Regions from separate parts of the Homo sapiens genome. Here all the other regions are linked to region 3. Evidence: chromatin contacts called from ENCODE Hi-C or POLR2A ChIA-PET data. All regions are on one chromosome and are shown on one strand. Each heading gives the region's core, a stretch centred on a gene start or an enhancer-like site at or near the end of the contact. The rest is flanking DNA. Distances are from core to core; before and after follow the strand shown.

The links. A loop is a pair of places that touch in the nucleus more often than their neighbours do. ChIA-PET counts read pairs that join two places held with the same protein, here RNA polymerase II (POLR2A). Pooled maps may share reads with other maps.
Region 1: a pooled map shows a loop between it and region 3 (20-fold over the local background). The contact joins the promoter of LASP1 here to the promoter of SOCS7 in region 3. A Hi-C loop is called at or near these places in 2 of 37 single-sample maps with no recorded cell type and 7 of 50 pooled maps.
Region 2: a pooled map shows a loop between it and region 3 (3-fold over the local background). The contact joins the promoter of HNF1B here to the promoter of SOCS7 in region 3. A Hi-C loop is called at or near these places in 1 of 50 pooled maps. POLR2A ChIA-PET finds 5 or more read pairs at or near these places in 2 of 52 experiments (HepG2 and activated CD4-positive, alpha-beta T cell).

Annotation. Positions count from the first base shown.
Region 1 is chr17:38,868,224-38,872,080 of GRCh38, forward strand. LASP1 (LIM and SH3 protein 1) reads left to right here and starts at 1,835. Exons shown (of 7, transcript NM_006148.4): 1 at 1,835-2,035. The coding sequence starts at 1,967. It overlaps TRC-GCA4-1 (tRNA-Cys (anticodon GCA) 4-1), which reads right to left and starts at 1,140; the gene lies at 1,069-1,140. RefSeq lists enhancers at 1-88, 89-689, 265-444, 1,935-2,084, 3,097-3,698 and silencers at 45-144, 1,565-1,874, 2,395-2,494.
Region 2 is chr17:37,743,418-37,747,419 of GRCh38, forward strand. HNF1B (HNF1 homeobox B) reads right to left here and starts at 1,642. Exons shown (of 9, transcript NM_000458.4): 1 at 1,124-1,642. The coding sequence starts at 1,467.
Region 3 is chr17:38,350,140-38,353,994 of GRCh38, forward strand. SOCS7 (suppressor of cytokine signaling 7) reads left to right here and starts at 1,705. Exons shown (of 10, transcript NM_014598.4): 1 at 1,705-2,893. The coding sequence starts at 1,914. It overlaps LOC124903991 (a long non-coding RNA gene), which reads right to left and starts at 857. Exons shown (of 2, transcript XR_007065738.1): 1 at 779-857; 2 at 320-586.

The DNA.
Region 1 (3,857 bases), core at 585-3,084, 520 kb after region 3:
TCAAGGCCTAAAGGAGAGGTAAAACTGGTTCCTCCTGGGTTTTGCACGGAACCGCAGCTCTGCTGATCTGTGATCTCTCTGTTCAGCCTAGAGATACAGCTCACAGTAATAGGAGCCAGGAGAAAAAAATGCGCGTTTCCCCGGGGTCCGAGGAATGACACAACCACATTCCGGGTTTAAAATATCGCAGCTGCCCTTTGACCCAGGCAGCACGCCTCTTCCTTTCTCCTTTATTTTTCCTTTTTTTGGGCAAAACCTAGTCGAGGGGGACGCCCTTGTCTCCCGTCACACTTACCATTTTCCTCCGGCCCAACAGTGACCCTGTCAGGCACGCAGCCAGCAGATACTTGTCCCCATCTTTAGGTTATGAAACTCCATGGCCTTTTATTCTTACTTCAGTGGTTCTTAAAATGTGGTCCCCACACCAGCAGCACCAGAGGCACCTGGAAACTTGGTAGAAATGCAAATTCTCGGGGCCCCCTTACAGAATCAGAAACTAGCAGTGTTTTAACAAGCCCTGCAGGTAATTCTGATGCACGTTCAAATTTGAGAAACACTGTGTTCGTTTATCTCAGTTTGCACTGGGTTATAACTTTACTTTTGTACATTAATAGTCAAGGATGAACACAGCACGTCCATGTCACCATTAATACAGAAAGTTGAAGTTGGAGAAGGGCTGTGTCTATGGGTTTCCCTCGCCTGACCCACCCTCCACCCCCAAAAGGAACGCCAAGTTGAGGCGTTCCCCTGTCTCCCTACCCCCATTGGAAACATCCTGTCCCTCAAACCCGGCACCTCGAACTGTCTGACCCATCTGAGGCTGGCGCCCGTGGCCGCAGAAATCCCTACACCTCTGGCGCGAGTAATGCGGTCGCGCAGCTTTTATACCCACCCCCTCCTCCCGCTGAGCACAAAGTAAAACCGAAAGATTTCTGCTAAGGTTGAAAAATGAGGAAGATACTTTTTCTTTTCTTTTTTTTTTTTTTTTTAGTCAGGACCCAATGTTAAAATGTGAGTCAAGAATGAAAAACAGATGGTTAACAAGGGGAAGGAAAAACCAAGCCATTGAGGGGGCACCCGGATTTGAACCAGGGACCTCTTGATCTGCAGTCAAATGCTCTACCACTGAGCTATACCCCCGCGCCTCTACAGCGCCTGGAGGCGGCTCCTTGGGTGCTAAGCATTGTTGCAGCTGCTACACTGTGAGTAGTGGTGTAACAGAAGGAGAAAGGAATGCTGGAGAAAAAGGGGTCAAGCTGAACGCAGACGGTGCCCGCATCCGGGGAACCCCGGGAAGGTGCACTGCAGGGGCTCGAGAGGGAAGCACTAGCCCGGGCCCGGCAGCGCGCAGGGTCCAAGAGGGAGGGACGGGTTCCGCCCCACAAATGTGGGAAAGGGTGTGGGCCGGAAGAGAGCTAAGAGGGGCAGGGTAGGGGGTCCCCGTTCGGTCCGCAGATTCATGCCGGGTAGAAAGTCCCCGAATGCGGTGAATCAGTTCCAGCGTTCAGGAGGATCCAACCCCACCCTCGACGGGCTTGAGGGGTTAGCCCGCCTCCCGCAGCCCGGGCGCCCCAGATGTGCAGCCTGCTCGCCTCTGCGCCGCCTCCGGCTGGGGAAGGGCCCTGGGCACCGGGCGCAGTCAGCCTGAGAGCGCTGAGGCGCCAGCACCGCGGGCCCCGCCGTCCCCCCAGGAACCCGCCCCCGCGCAGCCCCACGTCGCCCGGAGAGCGCGCCTCGCTGCGCGTGCCCTTGCCCGCGCCCGAGGCGCGTGCCCGCCCCAGTGCAGCCCCTCCTCCCCGCTGTGTTTATTAGGGGAAGGAGGGCGGAGGCGGAGGCCAGTTCCCCAGCTCCAGCCGCCGTCGCTGCTGCCTGTGTAGTTGCAGCCGCGGCCGCCTCCCGCCAGCTCGCCTCGGGGAACAGGACGCGCGTGAGCTCAGGCGTCCCCGCCCCAGCTTTTCTCGGAACCATGAACCCCAACTGCGCCCGGTGCGGCAAGATCGTGTATCCCACGGAGAAGGTGAACTGTCTGGATAAGGTGAGCCCGGGACCGGGAGACGCGTCTTTGCAATCCCCCGCAGTGCTCCGAATCCAGGGAGGAGAGAAGGGCCGGGTCTTTGCCGCCTTATCCCCGCGATCCCAGGAGAATGGAGGGAGGGCGAGCGGGCGGTGTCATGGGGTGTGGGGACACATCCCAGTCTGAAAACCAGGAGATCTGGGGCGAGGCGGGAAGTCCACGCGTAGCGGGCAGCCGCTGCTGGAGAGGGGTGGGCTCTGTGTCCCGGGGTTGGGAGGACGGGAGAGGAGCAGGGAAGTCAGGCGCCGGGGTGTGTTGGGGGAAGGTTAGGGGTGCAGTCCCGCCCCCTACGGCCTGGAGAGTGAGAAGAGACGGCCGCTCCCTCTCCGCTCTGCGCCGAGCGCCAAGTAGGCGGAAGCGCGGGGCGCTGGTGGAGGGGGCGGGGGGGCGGGGCAGAGGCTGGGGGGCCCTGCAAAACCGTCCGCTCCGGCGGGGGTGGCCTGGCTTCCTGGCCTGGCGGGGCGGGGGCTATCAGCCTGCGAGTGTGTGGCATCTGATGCGGGGGGTTTTGGGTAAGGACCCGGGCTCTGCCGCAAGAGCCCCGTTTTTGAACGACCTGCACCCCCTTGGATTCAGTCGTTAAAGGACTCGCAGACCTCCTCCACAGCTTCCCAACCCCCACCTCCAATTAAAAGCCAACTCCCGGTGCTGGGCCGTCCAGCCTGAGCCGGGTGGGGTTGGGTGGCAGAGTAGGGTGGGTGGAGGGTGCTTAGCTGAGATCTCCTGAAATTGTGCTCAGAGCCAGGAGACCGTGTGGAAGAACAAAGAGCTAACTTTTCAAAGCAGGTTTCTCCAATGGAGGGTGGGGTTGGCTGAGTTCTGGGGAAGCCGAGGAAAGGGGGAGGTATTGGGGGGAGGGGAGGGTGGCCTTGTGGAGATTCAGTGTCCCCTGGGGGCCCTGTCTCCCCAATGCTGGACTTGTTCATCTGGTTGCCATTAGACTTTTGGAGGGGGGTTGGAGAGTAGAACTGGGTGTTTCCCGTACAGTTTAGGGTAGGATCCTGTTCTCTTGTAAGCTCCGTAAGATCCTAAGGTAAAACCTGCCCCTCTGCATCCCCTCCCCAGTCTGGAGGGGAGGCCTCTGTGATTTTGTGCCCTTCCTCACCGCGTCTTTCATCCACCACCCAAAGCTGGCTCCAAGTCCAAGTATTCTGTCCTTTCCATCTGAACTGGGAGGGCTGGGAGGACTGGATGGAAGAGAGGTGCAAGGGTGGGAACACTAGATGAAAGAGGGGTATAGAGCCCTGGGGCCAAGTTCATTACTGACCTGGAGCCAGGTTTTGTTCAGGAGAGGATAGTTTATTGGACACCTTATCTCTCCCCTCCCCCTTGGTGTGTGAGCTTCCTCAGTGACCTTTGGCCTCTGAGTCAGCGTGAGGAGGTGGGGTTGGAGGTTCTGAAAGATATTTGAACTTGCTCTTGGGGAGTGTGGGCATATGGGGCCGCTGCTGTGTCACTGTTCCTCCTGGTCCTGGGCTTGACTGGGCAGGAGGAGAGGAGGGGGTATATTGTGGGCACGAGGAAAGTTGTTGATCTCCCCATGACCATGCCAGCCGCTGTTGGGCAGGACTTGAGCTTAGAGCTATCAGATAATGAAGTCTCCCCTTGAGAATGTACCTGTCCTTGCACACTGGGGTTTCGCCCGCCCCTCGTGGCAGAGATTTTGGCCTCTGCATCTTGAGTTCCCTGTGGTCCCCTTCTTCTCCACAGTCATGAATTGGGAAGAGGCAGTGGGCACTTGACCCGTATAAGGAAAAAGCAAAACATGAAGGCAGGATTGCCA
Region 2 (4,002 bases), core at 392-2,891, 610 kb before region 3:
AAGTGTGTTTGGGGAAAAAAAATCTACAAGTTCCCCTGATTGTTTTGGCTAGAGGGCAAACCGCCAGGCCCTCGGAGCACAAATTCAAATGCAAGGTCATATCCCACCCCAAACCGCCGCTGCGGACGTGCGGCCAAGGCTCAGCCCCGAAATCGCAGCGCTTCAGTGTCCGAAGCCACGCGATGGGCTCTGTCCTAAAGCGGAGTGGCCCGGGAGCGACGTGCTGTCTCAGGGAACCGCTCGGCTCCTTAGATAATTAGTAACCAGCTGTCAAAGTCTAGGGCGGTCGGGGAGGACCCACAAACGATCCCGGCCCTGGGGATACACTGCCAGCCGGCCTGAACTCCCGGGGAGAGGCCGGGGGTGGGCAGCGAGGTCTGGAAACGCCCTCCTTTCTCAGACTGAGACCAGATCCTCTGCGAACTGAGGTCTGAGACGCGTTCGCCCCCACACCACCGCGCTTGGTTTCTTTGGCCCCGCGCGTGTCCACCCGGACCCTGCATGGAACATGCCCTTTGCAAATCTAAACCCGCGTTGGGGATCCCGGATAATTCCGGGCCTTGCATGGGCGCGGCTAACAAGAGTGCCCACCAGGGAACTCGCCTCCCAGATCCCGGCTCCGGATGCCGCCTGTCCTTCGGCAAAGAACTGCAGGTCATCATGCAGGTCAATGTGTCCGAGGCCGACATGCGGCTTTCCAGACCCGAGGCAGGGCGCAGGAAAAATGCGCGGCCTGGGGCTTGCAGCGGCGCGAGGCTCTGCTCCCGGGAAGTCGCAGCGGTTTCACTGCACCCACTCGCACCTTCAGTCGCGTGGGCAAACCTCCCGGCAAAGGGCTCCACAGCTCCAGTTCTCCCCGGCCCAGCCCCAGCCCCGCGGGGAAAAGCCCTTGGGTCTCGGACGCTGGCCTGGGCCTGGGGAGAAGAAGCCCGGTGGGCCGCAGGGTCGTCCCGCTAAGGGATTGGGAAGGGTCCGGGTGTTGGGAGAGAAGCAGAGCGCCCCCCGGGGGACTTCTCTGGTGGGAAACGGGCTTGGCGAGTGTGGTCGGGCGCAGTGTCACTCAGGCCCGGGGCCGGGGCTCCAGGGGTTCGGGTGGGTCCCCTCCACCTCGCTCTGCGCCTACCTGAGCATCCGGTCCACCTCCGCCCGCTGCTCCGCCGCCTCCTCGGTGTTGAGCGCCTGCAGCTCCTTGAGGATGGGAGGTGTGTCATAGTCGTCGCCGTCCTCGGAGCCCTCGTCGCCGGACAAGCGGCCCTTGGCGTGGCCGTTGGTGAGAGTATGGAAGACCGGCTTGGTGTCGGGCTCGGCCCCGCTGCCAGGGGACAGGGGCAGCGTCTCCAGCTTCACCCCGAAGTTCGGGGATGGCAGCAACTCCTCCAAGGCCTGAACCAGCACCTCCTTGGTGACCCCGGAGCTCAGCAGGGCGCTCAGGAGTTCTTGCTGGAGCGACGTGAGCTTGGACACCATTTTCCAAGGACGGAAAAAGAAGGGGGTGAGGGGGTGGGTGGGTGCGAGAGAGGAGGGTGGAGGGGAGTTTCACAAGCAAACCCCAAATCCAGGAACCCCTCCACCCTTCAGCCTCCAGACACCTGTTACTCCCCGGGGTCCCGGAGGCTCCTCCGAAAGGAGTCAGAAAACTTCTAACTTGCCATGATCGCCACCATTAGGCCATATAAGATATGCAAATTAGTGGGAAGGGCCCAGCTTTCGGCTGGATGCAAATGATGGTGGGGAGGGGGAAACCCGGAGAGAGGGAGAGCCGGAGGGGCAGACCTGGAGAGCAGAAGACCTGGGCCGGGAGCGGGGCTTTGCCAGGGTCCATTGTACTCACGCTGGGGGGCTAGAGACCTTCTTTTACTGGTTCTGCTTATCAGCCAAACTTCACCTAACCTTTGGACTTGTTAAGCCAGTGCCTTGCAGCCTAGGCGCGGGGCTTTTCCACCGGTTCTCAGTTCCGCTTTAGTCCAGAGAGAAGACACTACGCTTCGGGGTTCAGGTGAGAGCCAGAGGAAGCTGGGGTGCTCGTGGAAGAAGGGGACGCAGGAGGAAGCGAAGAGTAGAGACCCTGGATGCGTCCCGGCCGACGCAGGTGGTGGGCCAGGAGAGCCCGCAGGGCGGAAGAGAAACTGACCACTTAGGAAGGGGCGCCGAGGCCACGGGGGAGGTGAGGCAGCGTTAGGTGTGGTGAGCATGCCCTGGAGGGACTCCATTTATTTCTACCTCGGTTACTACCTCCAGGCCCCAGAACCTCCCTGGCCTGGTCTGGCGGTTTGGGTTTGCAGAACTGCCCGCCAGAGAGCGTAGGCGAGGGTGAAGGAGTCCGGGAGAACTCTTGGAAAGAGACTACTTTATGGGTAGAGGGAGTAGCCAAAGTGAAGCTCCCCCAGCAGCTGGGCTGCACCGGCGCCCAGCCTGGCCACGCCACTGGGGAGCTGGACCCCTGGGGCTCCTCACTCTCCTGTTTAAACCCGGATGTCAAGGCGCCTCCGCCTTGGGGGAGGATGGTGAGGCAGAATGGTGAGGCACTAGGATGGTGAGGCACTAGGATGGTGAGGCACTAGGATGGTGAGGCAGTGAAAGCAAAGCTTGACCTGCAGCTGGGTGGACACTTGCAGCCGAGGGTCCCCCCGGCCCACTCATTTCTGGTTTATTCGTAGTTCCAGAACATCTGTGGTTCCCTGGGCCGGGGACGAGCTCTGTAGACGAGGTCACTGCAGCAGTGGCAGAAGTCTTGCACTCCTAGTACAGAAGGTGTCGACAGAGCTACTGAGGGAAAGATGTTTTTTTTCCCACTCTGGCCTGGGCCAGGTAGGAAGCCATAGGCCTTGCAGCACTATTGGAGTTTCACCTGCTTCCCCCCTGGTGACGGGCAGGAGGGGAGGGCGGCGGAAGCGCGCCCAAACCGGCAAGCTAGGACCTGACCTGTAGAAGAACAGGGAAAGGGGCTTCTTTGCTTCCACCACACACAGACCTAAAGCTTCTGGGGAGGAGCATAACGCTTCCCTTCTGGGAGCCTCAGTTTCCTCATCTGCAAAAAGAGGATACCACTGATAACCTTTTTTTGGGGGTTGTGTATATTGACTGAGGCCACTTGTGCAACCGCTTGGTCTAATAATAAAGTTCAACACTTTCTGGTCTGAGAAGACGGGAAGCCAGTTCCCAGTAGTAAAACTGAGTTACTCTGGAAACTTAGGGTATTCAGAATTGGTGATACAGTGCTGGGGTTGGAGGGATTGGGGGACTAGGGTTTCAGAATCAGCAGAAAAATTGCAAAGGAGTTTCTAAGCACATTTTCCTTCCTCTCCCACCCTTGAAAGATATCTAGGAGGAAGTAAGGTTAGGTTAGGGATAGAGAGGAATTTCAGCAGGAGGAGGAAGAGTCTAGCAGCTCTCATCTGCCTAGGGGCAGGATCTAATCTCCTAGGTGTGCAAGGGCTGATGGTGTAATTTATCAAGTCAGGCTGTTAAGGAGCTAGGATGCCTCTTAAATACAGGGTCTGCTACAGGTGCCTGGGCCACTTGTGCTGAGAGCCAGAAGGAAGCGGGATGGTTGTGTGCGTGTAGCCTGAGGAAAGTTTACACTGATCTCAGTCCCTCTTTCCCGGAGACAAGCAAATCCCAAATTCAGGAACCTCTCCATCCTTCAGCCTCCAGACACCCATTACTCCTCAGGGTGCCACAGGGAGTCATAACTTCATGAAAATGTTGGCTTTTCATTTCACCTTCTTTCCCTCTAGTTTGTTGTAATAGGTGCAAATCTTTGCTTCTCATAATTCTGCCCAATGGAAGAACATTCTCTGCCTACCCAGCTTGCCTCAAGAAGGATAATGAAGTGTTCAGAGTAAATGTCCCTGAAGAACAATCTCTTCGTCTGTCTCTCACTCGCTATCAGGATAGAAGCATCAAGTGTAATGAAGATCAGTTTCTGTGTTAAGCTGGGAAAACCCATTTAAAAAACAGCAATCACTTCTGTTGTAACAACAAAACTTTGATTGGCAGTTG
Region 3 (3,855 bases), core at 455-2,954:
CCTGCGCAAGTAAGTGCAACAAAGGAATGATCTCAGAGCCTGGGGAGGAGGAAGGGCCCAGGCAGGGAGATTTCCCTAAGGTAGTGAGGAGTGAGTTCAATCTGAAGGATGAGTAGGAGTTTACTAAGCAAAAAGAGAAAAGTCTTGCAAGAAAAGGGAATAGCTTTTCTTGCCCACATGTATGGGAGCCTGCCGCAAGGTTGATGGGAATGCAGGGAACAGAGAACAAGGTGGAGCTTAGCAGGGGATGTGGCTAGAGAGGCAGGGGTTAGATCACACAGGGGTCAGATCACAAGATCACACATTAGCCTAAGAACAATGGGAAGCCATGAACAATTTTAATCACAGGCTATGAACACATTTCCATTCTGAAAAGGTCCCTCTGGTTGCAGGACTCAACCCTCCACCCTCTTCCCCTCAATGCACCCTCAGGTATTAGAAGTCACTGAGTTCTGCAGCTGATCCTTCCTCCTTTTCCCTTGCATCTCTCAATATCTCCCACTGGGACTATTTCAATGGGCTCCCTGCCTCCAGTCTCACCTCCTCCACACAAAAAGCTTGATCTTATTTGATCCTCACAACATGCCTGCAAGCAAGCAAAATTGCAATCCTTATCCCTGTGTAAAGATAAGAAGGCCGGGCGTGGGCGCGGTGGCTCACGCCTGTAATCCCAGCATTTTGGGAGGCCAAGGCGGGTGGATCACCTGAGGTCAGGAGTTCAAAACTGGCCTGGCCAACATGGTGAAACCCTGTCTCTACTAAGAATACAAAAAATTACCTGGAGCGAGGCAGGAGAATTGCTTGAACCCGGGAGGCAGAGGTTGCAGTGAGCCAAGATAGCGCCATTGCACTCCAGCCTGGGCAATAGAGAAAGATTCCATCTCAACAACAGCAAAAACTTAATGTGTTGTCTGTAGCCGTTACATTATGAATAGCACAAAAATTGAGTAAATATTCTTCCAGTATTTGAAACCGTTTTCTGACTCAGCAAAGAAGTTGCTCCCATCATTGACAATCCAATTAAGTTTTGTCTTTTTCAGTTTTATCAACCAACATTCACCTTTACAATTACACTCCTAGGTCAACTGCAATCACAGTTTGGCTACCCATATAAGAGTTTGGCAAAAATCAATGAAAGCATTCTGTGAGAAAGAGTTATATGGAATTTGCCAATTTACTATTAATTGTAAATTGTGAACTACACATCCTTTATGTCAGTAAAACTTAACGACAAATTTTTGTACCTATATATGTGCATACATTCCCGTTCTCCCCCCAGAGAGCTGGTTGTTACACATTTATCAGTACAGCACTGGGTCTAGAACACGATTCATGTACTGATTCCACAAACATTCACTGGGTGCCAGGCGGACGGAGATACAGATTAATGATGAAATGACTCAGCCAAGGTCACACATCGCAAGCGGCGTAGATGGCAGAACCATATGTGCTCCCAAGGCCAGCGGCGCGCTCCCAGGACCAGACCATGGTTTCCAAGGCCTCTCCACTCTACCGAATGGGATGGCCTGGGCCTGGGCGCCCAGGAAGTGAAAAGCAAGGACCGGGAAAAGAGACCAACGCCAGCCAACAGACAGCTCACCGCCAATAGGGGCCGGGGGCGCGCGCGGCGTCACTCGCCGTGGAGGCCAGCGCGAGCACGCCCTGGGGAAAGTGGCGTGGCTAAGCCCTTCCGGAAGTGACGTCGGCTTGGGGGCGGTGCTCGGCGGTGGCGGAGCGCGGCCTGGGCTCGCGCTGGGCTCCGCGCGCCCCCCGCCCCCCTCTATGAGGCAGAGGCCGCGGCGGCCGTTAGCGCTGTCGCTCCGGGGGCCGCGGCGGGCGGGGCTCCGGCGGGGCCCGGCCTAGTCCCCACCCCAGCCCGGCTCCCAGCCGCCCGCCCTCCCTCCCTCTCCCCGATGCAGGAGGCCGAGCTCCGGGATGGCGAGGCGGCGGCGGCGGCCGCTTCGTACCGCGTCCTGAGCCGCCTCCTTGGCTATGGAGAGGCGGCCCCCGAGCCAGGCCCTCCGCCACCGCCCCCGGGCCATGGCCCCCCGCCGCCACCCTTCCTCGCGCGGCCCGGCCCGCGGGGCTCCCGGCCGCCGCAGCTGATGGTGTTCCGCAACGTGGGTCGGCCGCCGGAGGAGGAGGACGTGGAGGCGGCCCCGGAGCCGGGACCCTCGGAACTGCTGTGTCCCCGGCACCGCTGTGCCCTGGACCCCAAGGCCCTGCCGCCGGGCTTGGCGCTCGAGCGGACCTGGGGCCCGGCGGCTGGACTAGAGGCGCAGTTGGCGGCTCTGGGGCTCGGGCAGCCGGCGGGGCCGGGGGTCAAGACAGTCGGTGGGGGTTGCTGCCCGTGTCCGTGTCCTCCTCAGCCGCCCCCTCCGCAGCCCCAGCCGCCTGCTGCCGCCCCGCAGGCCGGGGAGGACCCCACGGAAACGAGCGACGCGCTGCTGGTCCTGGAGGGCTTGGAATCGGAGGCCGAGAGCCTGGAGACTAACAGCTGCTCGGAAGAGGAGCTCAGCAGCCCGGGTCGCGGAGGAGGAGGGGGCGGCCGGCTTCTGCTGCAGCCCCCAGGCCCTGAATTACCTCCGGTGCCCTTCCCGCTGCAGGACTTGGTCCCTCTGGGGCGCCTGAGTAGAGGGGAGCAGCAGCAGCAGCAGCAGCAGCAACCTCCCCCGCCCCCGCCTCCTCCCGGGCCCCTCCGGCCACTCGCGGGTCCTTCTCGGAAGGGCTCCTTCAAAATCCGCCTCAGTCGCCTCTTTCGCACCAAGAGCTGCAACGGTGGCTCCGGCGGTGGGGATGGGACCGGCAAGAGGCCTTCTGGAGAGCTGGCTGCTTCAGCTGCGAGCCTGACAGACATGGGAGGCTCTGCGGGCCGGGAGCTGGACGCGGGGAGGTGAGACCGGCCGGGGGCTGGCCGACAAACTTCCTTTTCTTGTTTGGTTTCCCTTTTTATCTATTGCTATCGCGATCCTGACAGTTCTTAAGATAGGGTCTTCAGGAGGAGGCAGAGACTTGGGACCAAAGGTGGTAACATCTCGCATAAGGTCAGCGCTAATTGTGGAAACAGCTTTCACTCTTAAAGAGTGCACACTCCGTGACACTTCTCAGCTGGTTTGCATCTGTCTTGTTGGAAGATGGTTTCAGACCATCCTCCCATCCCCATCCTGGCATGGCTTTTTAAGTTTTTCCAAGGCGGCTGTGTGCCATTGTCCCTGGAAGGGAGATTGCTGGAAGTGTTTGGCCTTTGGGGCAAAAAGCTGGTGTTGCACCTTGACCGCCTTGCTTATTCTGTGTACCAGCACCGCACCTCCCTTCACACTCATGCATGCAAATGACAGGAGAATCTTCAAATGCAATTGTAGGCCAGCAATCAATTGGACACCTCTATTCAAAGTTTTACTGTTTTCCTGGTTGTTCCCTTAGATGAACTTGGCATATCAAACTTGGGTGCTGACCACTGTCTCTGAGAATAGAAAATAGCAGACCGGGCACAGTGGCTCACACCTGTAATCCCAGCACTTTGGGAGGCCGAGGAGGGCGGATCACCTGAGCTCAGGAGTTTGAGACCAGCCTGGGCAACATGCGAAACCCCATCTCTACAAAACAAACAAACAAAAAATTAGCCCCCATCTCTACGAAAAAAATACAAAAAATTAGGCGGGAGTGGTCCCAGCTACTCGGGAGGCTGAGGCAGGAGGATCACTTGAGCCCAGGAGGCGGAGGTTGCAGTGAATAGTGATCGTGCCACTGCACTCCAGCTTGCGTGACAGAGTGAGAGCCTGTCTCGAGAAAATAGCTTTGCGCTCTCTCAAAGCCTTTTGAGAATTCTAAGTACCAGTAAGATATAGACAAGGT